Linked DNA regions of Mus musculus: region 2 is linked to region 1. Evidence: chromatin loops called from intact Hi-C (ENCODE). Cell type or tissue: left cerebral cortex. All regions are shown on one strand. Links, peaks and the distances in the headings refer to the core of each region. The heading gives the core; the rest is flanking DNA. Region 1 holds the start of Chtf8 (CTF8, chromosome transmission fidelity factor 8). Region 2 holds the start of Cog8 (component of oligomeric golgi complex 8).

Region 1 (5,373 bases), core at 253-5,252:
AGAATTCACAATGAACTAAGAAAAGCAGACACCTGACCTCTGATTTGGGGTAGCACTTGCAAACCTACCCATGCAGGTTCAACTGAAAACATACATCTTTATATACAGCTGCAGGAAGCCTTGCCTGAGTTATTTCTATTGATCCTGGCAAACACCTAGCAATGCCTTGGAAACAGTAACTGTGTGGCTTACAGCCTGGCCATTCTGTTGCTGTACCCCATCAACCCTGTAAAATGTTTTATGCTAAATCAAATTAGGTGACTTACACGGATATAAAAGGAAATGTGTCAGTCTAGCTTAGAGACACCTGTATATCCATATGATTATACCTATGTGATCTCTCTGTGTGTGTGTGTGTGTGTGTGTGTGTGTGTGTGTGTGTGTGTGTATCTCAGGGCTTGAGATTTCCTGTAGCATCTATTACTCCTGTTCTTGCTCCTTGAGGTCACCAGAAAACTGTCCATGGGGCTAGCTTACATATTGATTTGAGAGCACAACCGACAGAGGTAACAGGAGTATGACCACGTGTCCCAATTAGCATACATTTTATTCAAAGGGTCTCAAAAGCCAGGTGTGGTGCTATGCATCTGTAATCCCTGCCCTTCAGGCTGAGGCAGGACAACTCAGGAAGACCCTGTCTCCAACAACAAAGGTGGGTGTGAGGGAAACTTAAAAAGAGGTGAAGCCTCGTACAAGCAGAACACCTACAATCTGAGAACATGTTTCCAAGTAGAAAAAAAATTTAAACATAATATTAGGCTGCTAGTATCAAATGTCAAGATTTCTCAGTTTTCGGGCTATTCATCTGCTAAATCAATGCAAAGATTCCAATATCTGAAGCACTTGTGTGAATTTCCAATGCTGTTTAAGAAGCCAAATTCTGGTAATAGTAACAAATAACAAAAATGTTACAATGAAAATTCTGTGTGGCATCAATTTCTGAGTCTTCAGTCTCACTTCATGCTAACACTAAGAATCGACCAGTTTCTAGGACTAAGATTTGCCTTGATTAGAAAGCAGCACAGTGTTACCAATACCAAAAGATTTCATCTCCATACTCTTTGGACTGCTTACTGGATTATCTCATCCCATCCTGACAACCAGCTCAAGTTAGGCATGGTTATCAAACTCCCTTTCAGGTAACAAGGCTTAGAAAAGCTGAAGGCTAAGCAATTGGTCGCATAGCTAATTAATAACCAGTAAAGCAGGATGTGACTTTAGCCATTCCACTGTGTGGTCTGCACACCAGCCCTCCTCATACACAACTTCTGAGATCCATCTACCTTGCAATTGCCCTCATTCTCCTGCAAATCTGAAAGAAGCCTTGTCCCTTGCAATGAAAGCAGCTAAAATCCAAGCTGATACATCAAAGTAGCTGATAAACTATTACCTTATCCATGTTTAGGCTTTAAAAGTCAAATTCAATGCCACCTTCAAGATTCAAAATTATACCCTAAACCCTCTCTCTACCCCTCATCAAGGAAAAAAAGAAGTCATGAAGACTGAGGACTTTTTTGCCGTGGGTTCACTTTAATCTCTGACCAAACCCAATTCTCATCCTCTGCTCTCTAAATCATTACATATTAAAGGATTACTAATGTCTTAGAGAACAGCCTGATCAGTGACCCTCATAATGGTAACTTCCCAAAATAAAATGTGGTGTAAGTATGGTATGTACCCAACCATACAAACAGAAAAACAAAGGACTGTGATTCAATGATTTAAATCTAATGACACAAAATCTTCTATGACTAAATCATGTTTTATAAATGTCCATTTTATTAGCCTGGTCTACAGACTGAATTCCAGGACTGCCAGGGATATACAGAGAAACCTGGTCTCAAAGGAAAAAAAATCCATTACAATGTATCTAAACACTTTGTGTGGTCTGCTAAAGATTAAACCAGTGAACAAGATAGACACTATCTCTACCTGTATTTTTGAATTTTGTCTGTTTTAAAGGGAATATGTTCTAATTCTTCAAAACTATACTTTAAAATTTTTCTTTAAAAAATTAGGATAAAGTGGCTTAACCATTTCATAGTAAAAAAAGTTAGCTGTTTCCTAGAATATGTCAAGTAGAACATCACTACCACCAAATTGGTAACTACTGTGAATGTTTACAATGGACAAAATAGGCTATAAAAACAGTAGGTCATCAAAGTCAACTTTATACAACTGGAGAACAATTCAAAGGCTTTAGGCAGGGTTTACTGAGATGCTTCAGGGCTTAAACTCTGGAAAGTCATTTCTCTAAATATGACAACTATTTCTCTATGTGCCTTTCTAGCAAACAACCAACCTTGTGAGTTTTATATATGACTGAATACAAATCATTTTTATTACCAGTGTCATGGTGGTTGTGTGACTGAAGGGGATGTTTGACCCAGTTTTCTAAGGAGAACTTGTCTCTTAATAGAGTTGTTACTAAGTCTAAACTACTTTAAATGAGACACTTGCTCCCCTCCAAAAAGGGGCTGTGGAGGGAAGGTAGAACTGAATGCTTCCGAACTTTTCATTAGTGAAGAATGTTTTCAAAACGTGTTTAGAGACTATGCATCCACGTGGTACGTTCCCATCACGTGGCAGGATTCCTCCACTGGAGGGAATCAATTACTGTTATTTGTAGACAATGGGTAGAAAAGATGGCTTCGGTTGATTTGAGTTACTCCGGTTTTCTCCATCTTCTGCTACTCTGCCACCCCATCTCAACCTTCCCTCCTCTTCCTGCCCTCACAACCTCCTCCTCCCAACCCTTTCTGGCCGCGCGGCAGTTGTGGGGGAGGTCCCCCTCCTTGCTGGAGTCTTCCATTTCTTCTATCTCCTCCACCCTTGAGCTCCCCTCCCCCCTCCTTCAACTAGACAAGATTTTTTCTAACTCCCTCTTGCCCGTTTCTCCAACTTCCTTCAAACTATCCCAAACTACTATTGGAACCGTTTTATCAAGGTCTTTAACCCTCTACCTACCCCCCTAAGAAACTATCCCTCCCCACCTCACTCTTAAACTGCTTTTCTCCACGGCCCCCATCCGTCTTCATAGCCCCAGCCTTCTCCCGAAGAGTCCTCTTTCAACTACCTTCCTCTACCACTCAAATACGAGCCAAAACCGTTCCCAGTCCCGCTACTCTAGGACACCACCCTTCTCAACTTTAGGATTCATTCACTCCTCCCACAAAGCGCCCGAGACCACTTTGCAAGAATCCTCCAAATAATGCCCCCCCTAGCAGCTTCCTCCTCCCCACTACCATGATTTAATAAAATAAAGGTCCCCTGAAACAAGCCTCACATTTCTGTCCGTTCCGCCCCAAACCCCTTTTGAGTCTCGGGCTGCCATTCCCGCTACTTTCTGAGTTCCAAGTCCACTCGACTCCAGCAAGCCTCCCGACCGGGGACTGAGCCCCTTTCCCCCCCGCACCTACCTCGTGGATCCGGCCCGCGCCGCCCCCTGCTCCGTCCTCCGCCCGCGCTCCGTCAGCCTTTCCGCCCTTCTCCCACTCCACCCGACTCCCTCGCTCCCTTCCTTCCGTCCTTGCCCAGTTCCCGGTCCCCAAGCGCCCCTGGCTGGCGGCGGGCTAGCCTCGGCCCGCGCGGCCCTCACTCTCCCGGGCCCAGCACGCGCCCCTCCCCCGCCCGCTCCCCGCCCCTCCGCTCGCCATTCTTCTCGCCGAGCCGCGCGCCCCGCCCGGCCCCGGCTGCCTAGCTGGCCCATCCTCCGCGCTCTCGCCGCGGTCCCCGCCTCCGGCCTCGTTCCCCGCGGCCTCCCGCGCCCCTCCGCCCGCGGCCTGACCTGCAATGGCGGCCGCCGAGCGCGGCGCCGCGCGGCCAACGGGCGACAACCGAACCTCCCGCCGCCGTCGCCGCCGCCGCGAGCATTGCCTGCGCACTTCCGGCCTCGCGCCGCGGAGTACTTCCGGGACGGCGCTGTCGAGTGCGCAAGCGCGCACGTGGGGCCGGGGCGGAGAGAAGCGAGGTCCGGGGTTGGCGAGTTCCCGGCGGTAGGTGAGTTCGGGGAGAACTCCGGGGGCAGCTAAAACCCACTGTTCGGAAGGGGTGTGGTTCACCTGGGGTCGGAGGCCCGCGGACCTTGTTGGATGCTCAGTTCTTGAGGCCGAGGGGAAGCTACTCCGCTCCGTGGACCTGGGAGAGCAGGGCTGGCGGACACCCCGCGCGCTTTAGTGGCTCATCAGAACGTGCCCGCTCTGCCTGTGGCTCCCTTGAGGATAGAAGAGTAAGGGACGTACAAGTTCCACTCCCAGTAGGTGTGTGTCAGGTAGCTGCTAGATCAGGCAGGCTGGAAGAGACCACCAAGTTCTGTCGCTGCCTACTCGTGCTCTGGGATTCCCCTCCCCCATCTACCCTATGTCACTGTCTTACTAGAGTGGGTCTGTAATTTGCAGACTCAGTAAATTTTTGTTTGTTTGTTTTTGTTTTTTTTCGAGACAGGGTTTCTCTGTATAGCCCTGGCTGTCCTGAAACTCACTTTGTAGACCAGGCTGGCCTCGAACTTAGAAATCCGCCTGTCTCAGCCTCCGGAGTGCTGGGATTAAAGGCGTGCACCACCACGCCCGACCAGACTCAGTAATGTTGAGGAGAAAAGTATTGGTAAAATGCCGGTCTCAAACCCTCTTCCTCCAAAAAGATGGAGGAATAGAGTTAGCCTTTGGGGGGAGGCGGGGGGTGGGTGGGGATTAAGTTGTTGAAACTTCCCTACTGAATTTCTGGAGACCGAAGAGTCTTGCTGGGGCACACCAGCATTATTAAAAATGAACTTAAGTGAGAGATCATGGGACCTCCTATCCAACAGTGATGATGGTAAATTGAATGCATAGGAGATTCTCCGGGTTAATGCTTAACAGTGATTCTTTTTGTCCCTCCAGGAATGGGTGAATTTAAGGTCCATCGAGTACGTTTCTTTAATTACGTTCCATCAGGTATCCGGTGTGTGGCTTACAATAATCAGTCAAACAGATTGGCTGTTTCACGAACAGATGGCACGGTGGAAATTTATAACTTGTCAGCAAACTATTTTCAGGAGAAAGTAAGTCTTTGGGGGAGCCTGGTGTGGTAGCCCTGATGTTAATTTTCTTAACTTCAATTCTACAACTTATGAGCCCTATCTTCAGATAGATCAATTGACTCTTCCTGCTGTGGAATTGCTTAGAACTTCTGTAGCATATCTGGGGTCCCTTGATGCACCCATCAAGGGAAAAGCAGCCCAGGGGTTTGAGCTATCTCAAGCTGTTTAGAAAGCTCCTGCCTGGGAATTGTGTGCCGTTTGAGGCCTGAAGCTTGCTGGATCTTTTGGCCACTACAAGAAAGAAAGAAAAAAATTGTTGAGATCATTGTGATTCTGGTATAATGGCATTTCTTGCT
Region 2 (5,328 bases), core at 1-5,000, 160 kb after region 1:
TCAGGAAAGTGTATTTCCTTATTATCCTACACAGCAGTTTGTTACCAAGCACTTACTAGACACGGGCTAGATGGTTTACCTAGTTTATTTAAAATCTTCCCGCTGGGCGGTCGTAGCACACGCCTTTAATCCCAGCACTTGGGAGGCAGAGGCAGGAGGATTTCTGATTTCGAGGCCAGCCTGGTCTACAGAGTGAGTTCCAGGACAGCCAGAGCTACACACAGAAACCCTGTCTCGGGAAAAAAAAAAAAATCTTCCCACAAGGCTGGCTCTGGTGGGGCACACCCATGATCCCAGCCCTCCAGAAGTTGAGGCAGACCAGCTAGGGATAGATACATAGTGCAACCCTATCTCAAACAAAATCCTCACACCAAATCTACAATTTCTATTACACTTGAAAGAACTTTTAACTCAAGATTTAAGAAACTTTTCATTAATTGATTGCTTGCATGGAGTCGTCACAATGGCTCAGTGGGTACAGTGCCTAGTGCCTGCCAACAAGCCTGCTGACCTAAGTGTGATCCCCTCACTGGAGAGAGAACCCACCCTACAAGCTGTCCTCTGACTTCCACATCAACATGGTGGTACCCCTCCCTCCATGTCATTTTAAAAATGGCTTGTAGATTTATATTGGCTGCCCAGACTGTCAACATTTGGGACTGAACTGCTCTAGGTCTCACGAAGGAGGTCTATGTTACGGCAAGGTACTTGGCTTCTCTGGACCTGTCTTTTCATTGGTGTGAATGTTAGAGACAGGCAAGATGGCATGTATGTAAGACCTTACATAAAGTAAATGTATGGAAAGCGTCTACAAATCCCTTACTAGCTGGACTTAAGGCTGGAGAAGTGGCTCTGTGATCACTGCTCTTGCAGGGGACCCCAGCTTAGGTCCCAACACATATACCTAGTGGCTCACAACCACCTATAATTCTAGTCCCAGGATATCTGACACCCTCTTCTAACCTCCTTTGGGCACATATGGTGCACAGACATACATGCAGGTGAGATACACATTTTAAAGTAGCTACTAATATTTTTCTAATAGAGCACTAACCACTCTATAAGCCACACTTTTGCCCTAAGATTCTTCAGGTCTTCATGTTATGTGCTGCTATGTATCTTTCGCGCTCCCACTTAAACTTTCTCCACTTTTCTATAGTAATTCCAGAAACTCGCTTTATGCAGTCCTGAATCTCTTTTCAGACATATGGGGTACACAACCTGTTTTTAATATCCAAGCTTCCAAAGAAAAATTGACCTGCTGGATAGCAGAACTAAGTGTATTAGATCGAGGGCCTAGAAATGTAACATAGCTTAAAAAGGAAATGCTTTTTGACAACCTACAATGACAAATAGGATCTGTCAGCTTCCTATCGATGGACATTTTGAAGCTGAGCACCTCCAGCCCACATTTATATAGGGTTAACTATGTCAGGCTCAATGAACTGCCTTGCATAATTTTATTTATTTATTTATTTTTGGTTTTTCGAGACAAGGTTTCTCTGCATAGCTCTGGCTGTCCTGGAACTCACTCTGTAGACCAGGCTGGCCTTGAACTCAGAAACCCGCCTGCCTCTGCCTCCCAAGTGCTGGGATTAAAGGCGTGCGCCACCACCGCCCGGATGCATACATTTTTTAGTTTGTTTGAATGTCTCATGTAGCTCAGGCTGTCCATGAATTCAATACTCAGACTAGGATGATGACTCTGTGACTCGAATACTGGGATCACAAGTGTCAATAAGACTGGCTGAATGTTTATTATTTAAACAACAGCCTATGAGGGAGTAGTGGACTCCTAGCTTCCAATTCTTGGAAACTTACTAGCTGTGTTCTTGGACAAGTCACTTCACTTCGACTTCCTCGTCTGTAAAATAATGACGCTACCTACCTAGATGGCTGCTGTGAAGTTTAAGTGGATTAACAAGGCAATCAGGAGAGAGCCCTGTACACTACGCTTGGGTCATGACGATAGCGTCCTGGCAGATACAATGACGCGCCCGTCCCCATCAGGCCAGCCGCACCTGCAGCTCTGCTGGAAGCGGGGCAGACGGTCGAGCAGGCGCCCGAGGGACGCCTCCACGTCGCCGAAGAGCCGGTGGATGCGCTCGGTGCACTCGGCCCCGCGAATGAACGTCTTGTAGTTGGCGAAAGCCAGGTCGCGCGTCTGCTGCAGCCGCTGGGCCCGCTCTTCCGCCAAGCGCTCGGGTTCGCGCCGCAGCCGGTCCAGCCCGGAGCCGCTCAGCTCCCGGAGGTAGCGGCCCACGTCGGGCTTCTCACGCCACTGAGCTTCGGGGAAGCGGTCCCGGAATAGCGACGCCAGGAGGCCCTCATCTTCCACCTCCCCCAGCGCGACGGCCGTGGCTGTCGTCGTGGCCGAAGCGGTCGTGGAGGGCTGGAGAGGGAGAGCGGCCGCCATCTCTCAAGCACGGTACCGTCACTTCCTCTTCAGAGCCGGTTTCGCTCCTGGGAAACGGAAACGATTGGGGGAAACATTTCCCGTCTCTATGGTTTCTCATCTAGCCGGCTTTCGGTCCCCGGAAGTCCGCCACGGTAGGCGGCGGCTGCGCAAAGATCACGGAGAATTAGGCTAGAGAGACACGCGTTCGTGGACCCCAGGAAGTGGGCGGGTGGGAAAGTGACTTCCGCTTCCGGCTCTCCAGGCACGAGGATTCCCGGGAGCCAAGCAAGCGGCAAGATGAGGCCCTTGACTGAAGAAGAGACCCGGGTCATGTTTGAGAAGATCGCGAAGTAGTAAGAACTGGAGAGGCGGATGAGGGACGGGCGTGCGGGGAGTGGGGATGCGGCTCCGGGGCGGGACGGTCCCGGCTCAGACGCTGGTCTTGTTGCCCTCAGCATCGGAGAGAACCTTCAACTCCTAGTGGACAGACCCGACGGCACGTACTGTTTCCGGCTGCACAACGACCGAGTGTACTATGTGAGGTGAGGTGGGGCGTGCTGCCCACTGCGTGGCGGGCTGGAGGCGTGCATCCATCCCTGGTCGTCACCGGGTACCTTCCTCCCGCGCCCCTGTAGTGAGATGATGCTGAAGCTGGCCGCCAACATCTCCGGAGACAAGCTCGTGTCGCTGGGGACGTGTTTTGGGAAGTTTACCAAGACCCACAAGTTCCGCTTGCACGTGACAGCTCTGGATTACCTGGCCCCCTATGCCAAGGTACGTTGTGGGGGCCTGGTCTCCAGGTTGCCATCCGGGATGAAGTCCCGGGTGACGGCGGCCAGGTCAGAGCACAGATTCTTTCCAACGAGTTTCTGGACAGCGTCAGCCTAAGAAGTTGTTTGTCGATATTGCTGCTTGGACACGTTTAGGAAGGGTTATGGCCATGGAGCTGCATAGCCTAGTTGTCTACAGGAAAACAGGCCTCCACCGTGTCAGCTGGATCTCAGAAAGCAGAGACGAAGACACAAGTGCCAGTGGTGAGGGTGATCCTAGGGTCCAAGGGGAAAAAAAAAGGAAATTGCTGATTATGTGAGCATTTCGATGTAAGGTTGAATTTCGATGTTAGGTTGAGGAAGGAACTCCATGGTGAAAGATCAAAAATTGGGGTATCCCAGCACTTGGGAGGCAGAGACAGGCGGACTTCTGAGTTCGAGGACAGCCAGGGCTACACAGAGAAACACTGTCTCAAAAAAAAACAAAAAACCCACAAACAAACAAAAACAAAAAAGTGGGGGGGGGGTCCAAACAACTTAAAGGTTCCCCACCTCTCCTTAAACTCGGAAGCAGCTGCTAATCCGCATTTAGGGATATAGCCCAACATCCTTGTGTCTTGGCTTTTAACTCTCTTTCAGTATAAAGTGTGGGTAAAGCCGGGAGCAGAGCAGTCCTTCTTGTATGGAAACCATGTGTTGAAATCCGGTCTGGGTCGAATTACTGAGAACACATCTCAGTACCAGGGAGTGGTTGTCTATTCCATGGCGGACATTCCTCTGGTGAGTAGCCACGGTAGCCATCCATCACGGCAAATGCCAGGTACCCACTGGAAAGGATGAAGTTTCAGTCAGCAGCTCGGAGACTGACTTCTTGGCTCCTTTCACAGTTCTCAAAGATACAGCTGTTTCAATATAGTTTTTGTTTTGTTTTGTTTCCTTATAAATGAATGTCTGTTCTTTCAATTCCAGGGTTTTGGGGTGGCAGCAAAGTCTACCCAAGACTGCCGAAAAGTGGACCCCATGGCAATTGTGGTGTTCCACCAAGCAGACATTGGGGAGTACGTACGCCATGAAGAGACACTGACTTAGGACGGTCATTCCAAGAACATTTTGCTGTGTGAGAGGACTTAGCTTTGTTTCCTGTGTGCGGCCATCAGATTAAATCTGGACAACACTGAGATACGCAACTTGGGTTCTTATCAACAGAAATGGCGTGAAAACAGGGTCTCTGGCCCTCTAGAGTCAAAAGCAGGTGGATCACAAGTATAAGGCCAGCTCAGGCTACTTGGAGAGTTCAAGGCTAGCCTGGGCTACATAGTGAGCCTTGTCTCAAAAATCTAAAACAGACAAACCAGAACCTGAGAGTGTTTTGTGTGAGTAAATAGAGTGTTTCTGTTTTGTGTCTGCGTCGTCTTTGTTTGGATCAGAAGACTTGCTCTGAGTGATGGTTTCTAAGTTACTTCACTGAGGACAGGAGCCATCTTACTGTTATCTGTGATAACACTGTTTTCCAGGCTCATGATAGCACAGTGGACTTTCTATTGTGTGTTAATGTTAAAGGTAGAAACGGCCATATGAGCCTCTGGTTTTACATATGGAATTTAATAAATTTTAATGGTTTTATATTTGTTATTTCATATGTGTGAGTGTTTTGTTGGCATGTACGTATGTGCACTGCTTATGTGCCTGGTGCCTAAGGAAGTCAAGGTGATTTCAGACCTGGAACTAGAGTTACTGGTTGTGAGCCACCGTATAGGTGCCAGAAATTAAACTCAGGTCCTCTGCAGGGACAGCAGTGGTCTTAACCACTAAGCTATCCTAATAAATTTAATAGGTGCATTTTGGCTATTTTTCTTGGTGTTAAGTGGGGTATAGCGTGGAAGCGTCTGTATTCAAGCCTCAGTTCTGCCCCTTGCCAGCTGTGGTGGTGGACAAGTTCTCTGCTTAGAGAGGCTTCATTTTCTTCCTTTGTTAAAAGAAAAAACCCATGACCCTGCCGTATGGTGGTGCATATCTTTAGTTACAGCACGGGGGCTTGAGGGTGAGGCAAAGGCAGATGGAGCTCTATAGGTTCAAGGCCAGCCTGGTCTACATAAGGAGATCCTGGCCAGTCTTAAACCCAAAACCCACAAAACTGAAAAAACACCTCCAGTCATCAGT

What was found. A loop is a pair of places that touch in the nucleus more often than their neighbours do. Peaks named below come from ENCODE experiments on the same cell type or tissue, not always from the same donor. Only the 100,000 strongest peaks of a DNase experiment are listed, where the experiment ranks them.
Region 2: it touches region 1 in a loop (12-fold over the local background); 1 of 42 quality-filtered maps calls a loop at or near these places.

Annotation. Positions count from the first base shown.
Region 1 is chr8:106,889,714-106,895,086 of GRCm38, forward strand. Chtf8 (CTF8, chromosome transmission fidelity factor 8) reads right to left here and starts at 3,880. Exons shown (of 4, transcript NM_145412.4): 1 at 3,788-3,880. It overlaps Derpc (DERPC proline and glycine rich nuclear protein), which reads right to left and starts at 3,880. Exons shown (of 3, transcript NM_001378379.1): 1 at 3,788-3,880. Utp4 (UTP4 small subunit processome component) reads left to right here and starts at 3,927. Exons shown (of 17, transcript NM_011574.2): 1 at 3,927-3,999; 2 at 4,878-5,038. The coding sequence starts at 4,880. RefSeq lists an enhancer at 2,551-2,597 and cis regulatory regions at 2,562-2,568, 2,580-2,587. In left cerebral cortex, for the core only: no CTCF peak of the experiment used is centred there; DNase peaks (open chromatin) are centred at 2,713 and 3,917; H3K4me3 peaks cover 2,261 bases; H3K27ac peaks cover 892 bases.
Region 2 is chr8:107,054,240-107,059,567 of GRCm38, forward strand. Cog8 (component of oligomeric golgi complex 8) reads right to left here and starts at 2,498. Exons shown (of 5, transcript NM_139229.4): 1 at 2,022-2,498. The coding sequence starts at 2,416. It overlaps Nip7 (NIP7, nucleolar pre-rRNA processing protein), which reads left to right and starts at 2,638. Exons shown (of 5, transcript NM_025391.2): 1 at 2,638-2,751; 2 at 2,854-2,940; 3 at 3,034-3,172; 4 at 3,808-3,948; 5 at 4,138-5,328. The coding sequence starts at 2,696. The coding sequence ends at 4,257. In left cerebral cortex, for the core only: no CTCF peak of the experiment used is centred there; DNase peaks (open chromatin) are centred at 2,012 and 2,557; H3K4me3 peaks cover 2,056 bases; H3K27ac peaks cover 736 bases.